Regions from separate parts of the Homo sapiens genome. Here regions 1 and 2 are each linked to region 3. A link is a contact called in ENCODE Hi-C or POLR2A ChIA-PET data. All regions are on one chromosome and are shown on one strand. Each heading gives the region's core, a stretch centred on a gene start or an enhancer-like site at or near the end of the contact. The rest is flanking DNA. Distances are from core to core; before and after follow the strand shown. Region 1 has its middle 75 kb from the start of BIRC3. Region 2 has its middle 53 kb from the start of CEP126. Region 3 holds the start of YAP1-DT (YAP1 divergent transcript).

Region 1 (3,897 bases), core at 840-3,339, 130 kb before region 3:
ATCTCAGCTCACTGCAACCTCTGCCTCCCAGGTTTAAGCGATTCTCCTGCCTCAGCCTCCCAAGTAGCTGGGACTACAGGTGGGCACCACCACACCCAGGCTAATTTTTGTATTTTTTAGTAGAGATGAGGCTTCACCGTGTTGGCCAGGCTGGTCTCAAACTCCTGGCCTCAAATGATCTGCCCGCCTCAGCCTCCCAAAGTGCTGGGATTACAGGTGTGAGCCACCACGCTCGGCCATTATTAGTGGTATTAACTCCCCATTGTCCATTCCAGTTCCTGACATATAGCAAGCACCTCACCACCCATTTAACATACATAAATTAAACCATTTATTCTAGAGAAATAAGAGAGAGAGCAAGAGAGAAATAATGTTTTAAAAGCCTGGGCGATTCCACTGACCTTTCCACTCAATAAGCACAGGTTTCAGAGTGAGCCTGAAATGGGCGATCTGGACCTGCTGTTCTTCCATTGCTATTAGCCCTCTAAGTGCCTTTCAGAGTGTGAACCTTTGGACGAACTGTATTACAGGCAAGGTCATGGGAGTTTGAGAGCAATTTTGACTCTGTGGTTTTTACCAATATAGCTATAGGAGAAATTCACTGGGAGTGAAAAGTGTAAGACTCTGTCCCTTGTTAGCTACATGGCTTTGAGCAAGTCACTTTGTCCTTCTGGGCCTCGTTTTTCTCCCTAGAGATCTGCAATTCTTTCTTTTTCTTTGTTTCTTTTTCCTTCTTTCTTTCTTTCTTTCTTTTTCTCTTTCTTCCTTTCTTTCCTTTCTCTTTCTTTCTTCCTTTCTTTCTTCTCTTTCTCTTTTTCTCTTCCTTCCCTTCCTTCTCTTCTTTCTTCCCTTCCCTTCCCCCTTCCCTTCCCCCTTCCCCCTTCTCCCTCCTCCCTGTCTCTCTCTCTCTCTCTGTCTCTCTCTCTCTTTCTTTTTTTGAGATGGAGTCTCATTCTGTCACCCAGGCTGGAGTGCAGTGGTGCAATTTCAGCTCACTGCAACCTCTGTCTCCCAAGTTCAAGCAATTCTCCTGCCTCAGCCTCCCGAGTAGCTGGGATTATAGGCGTCCGCCACCAAGCCCGGCTAATTTTTTCTATTTTTAGTAGAGACGGGGTTTCATCATGTTGGCCAGGCTGGTCTTGAACTTCTGGTCTCAAGTGATCTGCCTGCCCTGGCCTCCCAAAGTGCTGGAATTACAGGCGTGAGCCACCGTGCCTGGCCTGCAATTCTCTCATTTCGAGACCTGGCTGAACTCTGCCTCACACCTCCTTGTGTGCTTTTGTGATCCTGAGGGATCCGGCTCCCGAGTCCTGACCATATGGGGTCACTCCCAACTACCCTGCTCAGGCTGCCCTGGGCAGGGTGTCAAGGGTCTTGACCTACAAATATCATGAAGCACTTGTAACCCTCCCCATGCCTGGGATGGTTCAGGGGAGGCTATCAGTACCAGCCCAAATGGTTCACTAGCTATGTGAATAAGTGGTTTTGGAAACCAGTTGCCATTTATACCTTAGCTCAGAGGGAAAACACTTCACAGTAGCCAAAGAAAAAGAGGGTAGGGCTGTAAAAAGTCTCCTCTTTCATAGATGCTGGTTCTGGGGATTAAAGAGCTCTAGGAGTCTAGCTCAGGCTTTGGGGCATCTCTCCCCACACCCCACCAAAAATAAAAAAGACCATCTGAACGTTCCTTTTTCTTTTTTTTTTTTTTTTGAGACAGTATCACTGTCACCCAGGCTGGAGTGCAGTGGCACCATCTTGGCTCACTGCAACCTCTGCCTTCCGGGCTCAAGCAATCCTCCTGGCTCAGCCTCCTGAGTAGCTGGGACTATAGGCATGTGCCACCACGCCTGACTACATTTTTTATTTTTTGTAGAGACGAGGTCTCACTGTATTGCCCAGGCTGGTCTTGAACTCCTGGGCTCAAGCGATCCACCCACCTCGGCCTCCCAAAGTGCTGGGATTACAGGCGTGAGCCACCAGGCCCAGCCTCAGCTGACTTTTCAGTCAGCCTGGCCTTTGTTCCAGTTATCCCAATCCAGGGAGATTTCTCAGCCTGGCAACTCATCAGGAACAGCTGGACGGATGCCAACAACAGCCAGTTTCTCTAGTGCACTGTAAACAAGGTGTGAAGTGCTAATCAAACACACGCGTGGCATTTTGGTCAGTTTTTCAAAGCACAAAGCCAGTTGGAGAAATGAGGTCAATTCGTGCTAGAGATGAAATAACAGAATTGCCAACATTCTCTTATTGTGCTTATTAGGCAGGGATTTGTATTTTATCCACAGAGAGAAAGGTTCTAATGGGATTCGCCCTGCATTTAAAAATAGCGACGTGACAAATCATTTAAATCCATGTTTTGTATTTGTATTTGGGATGGTTGCATGTTTTGGTTTCTTCTATTTTGCTTGATTTATTTATTTATTTATTTTATTTATTTATTTTTTTGAGATGGAGTCTCACTCTGTCACCCAGGCTGGAGTGCAGTGGCATGATCTTGGCTCACTGCAAGCTCTGCCTCCTGGGTTCAAGTGATTCTCGTGCCTCAGCCTCCTGAGTAGCTGGGATTACAGGTGCACGACATCACTCCTGGCTAATTTTTGTATTTTTAGTAGAGACAGGGTTTCACCATGTTGGTCAGGCTGGTCTCGAACTCCTGACCTTGTGATCCACCTGCCTCAGCCTCCCAAAGTGCTAGGATTACAGGCGCGAGCCACTGCGCCCGGCCTTGCTCTTGATTTTAAAGGGGTTGTGGACTGGTCTTGTTATTTTTGGGGTTTCCTGTGTGTTGTGTTAGAGTTTAATGAGATCAAACACACTCTAGAGTTGCCCATTAAGTTCACCATCTAAATCAGTTGTCCTTTATGGTAACACAGGATTCACAGAGCAGCAATCTCTTTTTGGGTCAGGCAGCAACCTTTATTTGTGCTCTGCACTTCACCCACATGTTTTTGTCTGGGATATTTCCCCGATCCCATTCTTCTGTTGTTTCACACTACTTGTTGTCCTTCTCTCCCACACCTAGGCAGTTCCAAGCCTGAGCCTTTTCTCTCCCACTGCCACAACCACCATCTCCTCACCCCTGCACTGCCACTGTAGTTTCCACTTGGCCCCACCATGCTCACCCCCTCCCTCTAGTTCATGTCACACAGCAGCTAGAAACATCTTTTGAACACACTCACGTGACCACATCATTTCCCTACTCAACACTCTTCAATGACTTCCCATTGCTGGTACTAGTGACTCAGCAACACTCCATGACACTGAGCTCCTCTGCCCATTGCACCTCCTCCTGCAGGCAGGGGGTCTTGGAAATATTCTAGAACAATATGTCTTGACATAGCAGCCTCCCTCTTCAACAGCAGAATTATACTGGTGAGCCTGGTCTCTCTGCTGCCACTGGTATATAGCAACCACACCAGAGCAGGGTTCGACTGAAGAAGTGTCACTTGCTCACACTGGCTCTTGATGTCTGCACGCCAACTGCACATCACTCCCGTGCAAACAACCCACCTCTCCTCCTGGGCAGTGAAGGGTCGAGTGAATCTTTGCATTAGCACATACGGGATTCCTACTGATCCTTGTTGGCATGGCCACACAAAACACATTTTGGACTCTGTGAACTTATGCTTCTATTTTCTGACCACTGGAATGTGCATTTTCCCCCAATGATCATGATACTTTTAATTCCTTAAGGTCTGTTTTCCCACTAGACCATAAGATCATACTTTTCTGGCATTGCATTTCCAGGCCTAGTCCAATGCTTGGCATGTGGTGGGTGCTCAAACGTTTATTGAAAGCACCTAGCAAACAGTGACAGATATGACTAAACAGAAAATCTAGATTGGCCAAAGCATTTCCCTTTTCTGACTTCAGTTTTGTTCAGGCCTTTTAGTTGAT
Region 2 (3,906 bases), core at 573-3,072, 250 kb after region 3:
TTCTTAGTAAGGTAAAAATGAAGACAACCCTGTCAGTGGGCTCTTCTAGGGAACCAACAGGCAATTAACATCACAACAATTTTCTGTGAATGTGCTTTAAAGAAGCTCCAACCCCATTCCACCTTCTTCAGTGTATGACAGGCTGCTGGTTTTCACTGTGATTGTAGGTTATTGACTTTTGAGGCTGTGACTGAGCTGGGAGAGGAGATAGGAAAAGGGAAGTTATAAAACTATAAACCTATTTTTCTTACCAAGATTGAGCTTTTTTTTTGGTAAATAAATTATTCCCAGATTGTTGCAAGCCTTTGATTAATTTCTGTAGTTCTGCAACAGTTGATTCTGACAACTTTTTTGTTGGTCGGTATTCTTATTTCTTTTATAGATGAGAGGATTTTTGGATGAATCAGGTACAGTGGAAAAACACCTTGTAGAAGTTTTAATTCAATCTCCCAGTACGTTTTATCTTTGATATTAGTAGAATCAGGCTTTGTTAGAAATCAAATCTTACTAATTGCACTAAATAGGGGTTACATTATGAGTTAGAATATAATTATTACAAAATTCATAATAATTAAACTAGTTTTTTTTTAAAACTAATATGGCCTTTGCTCATATGCCAAATATTGTTATGGATTGGAACATAGATCAAGGGTCAAGTCTCATTTAATTTGAGATTAAAAATTTTGTGGGCAAAAACATGCCATGCTTTATACTAAAGGTTATACTGACATGGGATCTTAATGAACTTTAAGTGATTGTCATCTTTCCCTAACTGTTAAAATCCTAGTCAAGTTTAATGAGCTTCTATTATGACTAACTACATTCTTATTTCCTGCTGGAGAAGTGCCTCAATGTGGGAGAAGGGGCTCTCTGTATACTTTACAATCCCTCATCAGTTTGGTATGTTGATGGAGGAATCTTTTTGGAATAATAAAGGTCTACTGCTTTGGAAGTTTTAATCATCTGGGAATATGCTGGAACACAGTGTTGGTGACAAGTAGTATAAAAAACCTTGAGCTTCCAGAAGTCAGGGAGAAGCTCTGGGTTAAGCCTCCTGGTGAATTAGGCTGATAAATATTCATGGGTATAGGCAGAAACTTATTCTGGAGATTCTCAACAGGGATCCTGACAACTGATTACAGGCATAGAAACTGTGAACCCAAAGAAAGGAGGCAACTAGTTCTCCAAACTTTGCTTAGAATGATCTAGAGAGGGCTCCCGTTCTAGTGAGCACACCTTTAGAATTTATGGTTAGAAGTAAAAAATATGTGATGTAAGGACCCAAGACATGTACTCAGAAGTAACATCAAGTCACTAAGAAGGAAAATAGCAGCCTGGAAAGAACTGGACTAACAGCTACCGTTAAAGCAGGGCCTTGCTTGCATAGAGGCTAGCCAATTCACAGTGGCCTTGCATTCCATTCTGGAAATTGTCTGCTCTATTTAAGGTTGGGTTTTTTTTCGTAACTGAGAAAGGAAGGATGAGTCGCCCTAACTTTCCTTAATGCCTGAAACATTTGATCCCAAATTTTGCATGGATTTTCTCTTGAATGGCCATTGCTGATTGGAAATATCAATGGAATTCTTAGTAATTCCACTATCTTTGGGCTGCTCCCTAGTTTCCCAAGAAACAGCCTCACTGTACGAGCCTGCTACCTTGCTCTTGTACTACCACTCCACTTGCCTGTGCACTATACATATCTATTAATTGTCCCGTTTTATGCAATCTTCTCCTCTCTCTCTCTGCAATCTCCTCCCCTGACCCCAATAATCTCAGAACATCAGTATATTTAGCACAGATATCAGTCACTATTTCACTCCTGCTCCCTCCAGTGGCACTACAGTGGACCTGACAGTCTGTTTTCCCCCAGAGCCTGTTAAGTGATTCCATCCATGGGTGCTTGGCCTGTGATTGCATCACAAGCTGGATAACACTTGTTTTTCTTTTCTCTTGCACCCCCCTGGCTTGTCTTGTATCCTTCCTCATTCCTGTGTTCTTCTTAGGAACTTGTTTTTGCAGTAAAAATGCATCTTGAATGTAGAGTTACAGAAAAATTTGAGATTGGTGAGAAGTTTTCTTTGTGCTAACGGAGTTGCTTCTAATACTTGTCTAGGCTGTGTCTTTATTTGCTGTGGGGAAGTTATTTTACCAGTTGGAGTGGGGTTATGATGACATATTTACAAACACTGAAGTATGAGCCTGTGAAGGAGAGTCCATCCCAGGACATCATTAAGGGCTGGACGTATTAGGGGATGGATTTATTAGGGGTATCTCCTGGCAATGCCCCCATCCTCTTTGATAGGACCTCGCTGACAAAGCCTGACCCTTAGGGTGCATGTGTGTGCATAGACTGTAGTTTTCAATTTTCTGCTTGAAGGTGGCAGAAGGAATTCCAGTCATCATGAGATCATTGGTGTCTCTCTTCAGAGTTCATGGACAGTATTGCTAAAATAAATGCCCCATCTAGCTTAGATAAGCTTGGGTTTCTTTTTCTTATGAGACAGGGTCTTGTTTTGTCACCCAGGCTGGAGTTGAATTTGCTGAGACAAAAGATGCTGATGAAATGCAGTAGCTTTCTTAACATGAAAGCAAATCCATGTTGCAGCTTAATTTTCCCTCTATTAATTACTCAATGGAATACTACTCAGCCACTAAAAGGAATGAATTAATGGCATTTGCTGCAACCTGGATGGGGTTGGAGACTATTATTTTAAGTGAAGTAATTCAGAAATGGAAAACCAAACATCGTATATTCTCACTCATAAGTGAGAGACTTCTGCCATGATTGTAAGTTTCCTGAGGCCTCCTCAGAAGCTGAGGAGATGACAGTATCATGCTTCCTGTATAGCTTGCAGAGCTGAGCTGATTAAACCCTTTTTCTTTATAAATTACCTAGTCTCAGGCACTTCTTTATAGCATTGTGAGAATGACCTAATACACTATTGAATTGAGGGAGGCCATTTAATCTTTAGCATTTTTCACCAGCATTGTGCTATATAGAGAACAACTACTCTAGCACTTCATAGCTGTTGGCACACTCCTCTCCTATGTCTTGATGGGGAGAGTGTGCCTTCTGCATCCTTTAATAGGATATAGTTGAAGGTTGGTGGTGATTATCTGGTTGCTATGTGGTAAATACATACTAGAATTTCTATCTCGTGAAGTACTTAGTTGACAGAAATTCTTTGTTTACAGTATAGAGGCCAAAATCTAGCTTGGACCACCTTTGAGTTCAAGTTTTTATCAAATTAGATGAGAAACACAAAAGCAACTTCCAGCTGCTTCAGCTTTTATAGTTGAATCCATAATCTGGTAATTATACCCATATTACTAAATAAAGCTCGAGCTAAAATTTAGTACTTGCTCGGTCTAGCAGCCTCACATTTTCCAATCGAGTCCGGTACATCTTCCTCATATTTTGCTGATTCCAAATAGCAATATCCTGCAATCGTTTTGGCAGATGAATTTTCATTTTATAACCTCATCTCAGTCCTTTCACTACTGCCACCAAGTGGTAGATATAGAGATGTGCCACCCAGCTCACTTCATGTAAGTGGAGCCTGGCTGTGGGGAGTGCAGAGCACTTCTGGCTGTCAGCTCCTTTAAGGTCAGCCTCCCTGGTAGAAAGATTCCTCGTCCAATGACACCCTCTTGCTGGGGAAACCCATACCCAGTAATTAAGTAGCGTAGGGTTAAAAAGCCTGGCCATTGAAGCCTGAAGCAGGACAACTGTGGTGTGTAACTGACTGTTGAGCGTTCCTTCTGTTTGGTTAGGAGATTGTTGCATTGTAGTTTGACTTCTTCTGCTCAAGTCTGCTTCCTCCCCCTTCTTGTTGGATTAATATTAATTCCAAAAAAAAAAAAAAAAAAAATCCTGCACCCTGATTTGGTCTCAGAGTAGCTTCT
Region 3 (3,722 bases), core at 104-2,603:
AAAGAGCAAAAAACTAAATGGACCGGTTCTACCCCCACCTCTAATCAACACTGGAAAACAAGAGAACAATTATTTGACTCCCCCAGGAGACTGAAGTGGACCGAGAGGCCGCAAAGGAAAGGGGCCCAGGGCTCAACTTCACAAACTCGGCCGCCGCTGGCAACACACCCACACACAAATGCCAGAGGCCCCCCTCCCCCTTTCCCAGCCCGGCCCGGCGGGAGCGAAGGTGCGGAGCGCGCGGAGGCGCGCGCATTGTGCAAGCCCACCGCGGCCCAGGCCCGACTTTTCCCCACCCCCTTCCTTCCTCCCCACCCCTCCTCCACTCCCGCCAACCTCTCGGGAACCCCGGGAAGAAAGAAAGGAAGAAGGAGGGAAAGCACGCCCCCCGGGGCTGCAACCGCAGAGAGAAACTCAGAAGGGAAAAACAAATCTCAGCCCCGGACTCTGGGAGGAGTGGGGAGCTGGTCACCGCGGCGGAGTGGACGACTCCAGTTCCACTTCGCCTCGGGACCCCCACCCCAGCTAGAGTTCCCGCAACCCCCCTCCCCTGACCAGAGCTGGCGGCCGCGGCTCCCGAGCGCCCCCCCGGTCTGAGGCCCGCCCGACGGGGAAACGGGGAGAGGGGCAACGAGGTTACCTGTCGGGAGTGGGATTTGGGCTCCGGCGGCTTGAAGAAGGAGTCGGGCAGCTTCCGGAGCCTCATGGGCACGGTCTGGGGCACGTTGGCCGTCTTGGGGTTCATGACGGCGTTGAAGAGCGCCTCCAGGTCGGTCTCCGAGTCCCCGCGGACGTGCACGATCTGATGCCCGGCGGGGGGTGCCTGCGGCGCCGCCTGGGTCGCCGCGGGTGCCGGTTGCCCGGGTCCGGACGGCGGGCCCTGCCCCTGCGGGGGCTGCGAAGGCGGCTGCCCTTGGCCCTGGGGGGCCGGTTGAGGCGGCGGCTGCTGCCCGGGATCCATGGCTTCTGCCTCCCCCGACGCGCACCCCCTGACCCAGGCGAGCGAGGGCTACGCCCGGACGCCCCGGCTCCACGGGCCGAGGTGGAGAAGCGGCGACGGCTGCGGGCCGGGCGGCGCTGTCCTCGCTCTCAGGGCCGGGGGGCTGCGCCGCGGCCCCGCATCCCCCGCCCCGGCGCCTCCGCCCCCGCCCTGCGCCCCGGCTCCACTGGTCTGGCGGCTGCGCCTCGGGAGGGGCTGCGAGGCACTCGGACCTGCGGCGCCTGAGAACTTTTTCCCTCCAACTCCCTTGACGGAGGCCGGACAGCTCGTTGCCTTTCCCCGCCTCCCCTTTCTCTTTATTTCCTTTTCTTGTTCCTTCCTTCCTCCCTTTCTTTTCCCTGGCGGCGGCTGCGCCCGACTGAGACAGAAACTCGCCTCAAACGCCAAAACTAAAGTTAGGAGAAGCGCCCGCCCGCGCCGCCGCGGCCCCGCCTCCTCTCGGCTCTTCCTTCCTCTGCGCGCCCGCCCGCACCGCGGCCCGGCCGGCAGCGCAGGGAAACTTTTCGCTGCAAGTTGCTACATTCCTGCACACTCCCGGCCCGCGGCGCCTCTCCCGGCCGCACGTGACCCGCTCGCCCTGGCCCGGTCCGCCCTTCGCCCGCGCTCAGCCGGGCAGGGGCCCGAAGCGTGCCCCGTATTCTGCCCCGCGAACCGCAAACGATGGGTCCAATCCGGGTCCGAACTGTGGTGTCTGCGGAGAACGCGGGCGCCCTTGGCTGCAGGAAGTTCTTCCGCTCCGCTCGGCCCCTTTTCCCCGCCCGTGCTCGGGAAAGGCGCTTCCAGTTCGCCTGGACCTGCGAAAGGGCCAAGGCCGAAAGAAGTGGAGAGAGGATGTGCGAACCCACCTCCTCCTCCTCGCGTTACCCCGGCTTGACCGAGCGGAGCGCCTGTGCGAGCTTAAAGCCGCGAGGATAGATTGGAGTTAAAATAGATACCGTGAGCCGGCATTGATGTTAATAAAGATCCATTGTTTTCAGCATTAACTTTATTTTGTAATTGTTTCACTTATCTGTTAGTCTGCAAAAACTCACTTGAGAGGGGTAAACGGTTACTGTAATTGAAGCTTTGAGACCAGGTCTGTAACTCAGTGTAACTTATTAAAAGAAACAAAAACACTACATTTTCCAAATAGTGAAATCACATCAACTTTTTTAGTACTCGAATTTGCAATAGTCACTGGAAGCCGCAACCCAAAAAATTAGTGCGTCTTCAGGTACAAGCATTCATGCCTCTGTACCTGTCTTTCATCCTCAAGGAGCTGGGTCCCTACCCCTGCTATCCCTGTGCCTGGCCCAACGGTGGACTCCGTTAATGTGGACTGAATAAGAAATGAATGGGCAAGGAGGTCATCCCAGGCACCTGATGTACAAGGAGCCCTTCTGGAAGCCACTCAAAAACAATAGAAATGTTTTTTAAGTCATACACTCTGGGTTTTTTTTTTTTAAAGCATCCTTGTTGAGATATAATTTATATACCATACAGTTTTTGCAATAGTTGTACATATTAGTATATTTAAGCAATTCACTGTTTTTTTAAATATATTCATAGGATTGTGCAACATCAGTCTAATTTTAAATGCACAAGCCCATTCTAAGGAAATCTGGCTTTCTTGTTTTAATGATTTTGTCTACAATGCTAGTGAAACAAAGGTATAAGTAGGATTAAGCAAGGAAAAAGTCCGTGAGCAAAAAGGTAATTTCTTCCTTCAGCCAGAACATGCCCAGGAGAATTCTGAAGGATCTGTATCACTTGGTGTGGTAGGGCTCGGCCAAAGGAGCAGGCCTCAGACACTCAAAATTCTAACAGAAGATTCCAATCAACTACTCTGAACCCCCAGTTTCCTGTCTGAAAAAAAGGATCAGAGTAAATGACACCCATGACTAGTTCTTGGATTTGTTCCCACTCCTAAATGTCAAGTGCATTTAACGACAGACTTGCAGGTTCTGGAGTTACAGAGTTTTGAGTTCAGGTCCCAGTTCTGCCATTTACTAGCTGTGAGGTTTTGGACAAGTTATTTATTTCCTGTTCTTTAATATTAGCATCAGGGGTAATAACACCTACCTCATAGTTGTTGGGGCATTAAATGAGTCAATGGATATAAAGTACTTAGCCCAGTTTGGGACGTGCAGTGAGTTCCACATCAATGTCAGTTGTCATTGTTGTCCCATGTTCACAGATTATTTCACAGGTAGTAACATAGCCTCTCCTTGCAGCAGCCCTCTCTTTCTAAGCACAGCCTCAGGGACCCTGTTGGTAGTCCCTTCCTCTCTTATCCAATAATCAGTCCACACAAACAAAACCTTTGGGCAGAAACTATGCATTAAAAACTTTACCTGAAAGAAAACTTTAGGAACCAAAGTGGGCCGGGTGCGGTGGTTCATGCCTGTAGTCCCAGCACTTTGGGAGGCCAAGGCAGGGGAATCACCTGAGGTCAGAAGTTCGAGACCAGTCTGGCCAAAATGGTGATACCCTGTCTCTACAAAAAAAAAAATACATAAAAATTAGCCAGGTGTGGTGGCATGTTCCTGTAGTCCCAGCTACTCAGGTGGCTGAGGCATGAGAATCACTTGAACCCAGGAGGTGGAGGTTGCAGTGAGCTGAGATCACACCACTGCACTCCAGCCTGGGCAACACAGCGAGACTCTGTCTCAAAAAAAGAACCAAAGTGATTGAAAACCTGGGATTGGAATAGAAGCTGTCCCTTTACTAGAGCATTTACTGC

The links. A loop is a pair of places that touch in the nucleus more often than their neighbours do. ChIA-PET counts read pairs that join two places held with the same protein, here RNA polymerase II (POLR2A). Pooled maps may share reads with other maps.
Region 1: a map of adrenal gland shows a loop between it and region 3 (2.2-fold over the local background). The contact joins the enhancer-like site here to the promoter of YAP1-DT in region 3. A Hi-C loop is called at or near these places in 2 of 168 maps with a recorded cell type or tissue (adrenal gland and breast epithelium) and 7 of 50 pooled maps. POLR2A ChIA-PET finds 5 or more read pairs at or near these places in 9 of 52 experiments (A673, CD8-positive, alpha-beta memory T cell, GM12878 and 6 more).
Region 2: a loop to region 3 is called in a map of IMR-90, with 11 times the contacts of the local background. The contact joins the enhancer-like site here to the promoter of YAP1-DT in region 3. A Hi-C loop is called at or near these places in 9 of 168 maps with a recorded cell type or tissue (Caco-2, HepG2, IMR-90 and 6 more) and 5 of 50 pooled maps. POLR2A ChIA-PET finds 5 or more read pairs at or near these places in 5 of 52 experiments (HCT116, HepG2, MCF 10A and 1 more).

What each region holds. Positions count from the first base shown.
Region 1 is chr11:102,240,548-102,244,444 of GRCh38, reverse strand. No RefSeq gene overlaps it. Among named protein-coding and RNA genes, the nearest start is that of BIRC3, 75 kb to the left of the region's middle. Within about 2 kb of position 2,089, at least 4 of the 41 ENCODE cell types and tissues checked have a DNase peak (open chromatin) inside an H3K27ac peak, as active enhancers do; they include breast epithelium, where a contact is called at or near this core.
Region 2 is chr11:101,860,552-101,864,457 of GRCh38, reverse strand. No RefSeq gene overlaps it. Among named protein-coding and RNA genes, the nearest start is that of CEP126, 53 kb to the left of the region's middle. Within about 2 kb of position 1,822, at least 5 of the 41 ENCODE cell types and tissues checked have a DNase peak (open chromatin) inside an H3K27ac peak, as active enhancers do; they include IMR-90, PC-3, PC-9 and 1 more, where a contact is called at or near this core.
Region 3 is chr11:102,108,088-102,111,809 of GRCh38, reverse strand. It overlaps YAP1-DT (YAP1 divergent transcript), which reads left to right and starts at 1,353. Exons shown (of 1, transcript NR_198976.1): 1 at 1,353-1,983. It overlaps YAP1 (Yes1 associated transcriptional regulator), which reads right to left and starts at 1,363. Exons shown (of 9, transcript NM_001130145.3): 1 at 641-1,363. The coding sequence starts at 961. RefSeq lists silencers at 1,451-1,580, 1,591-1,640.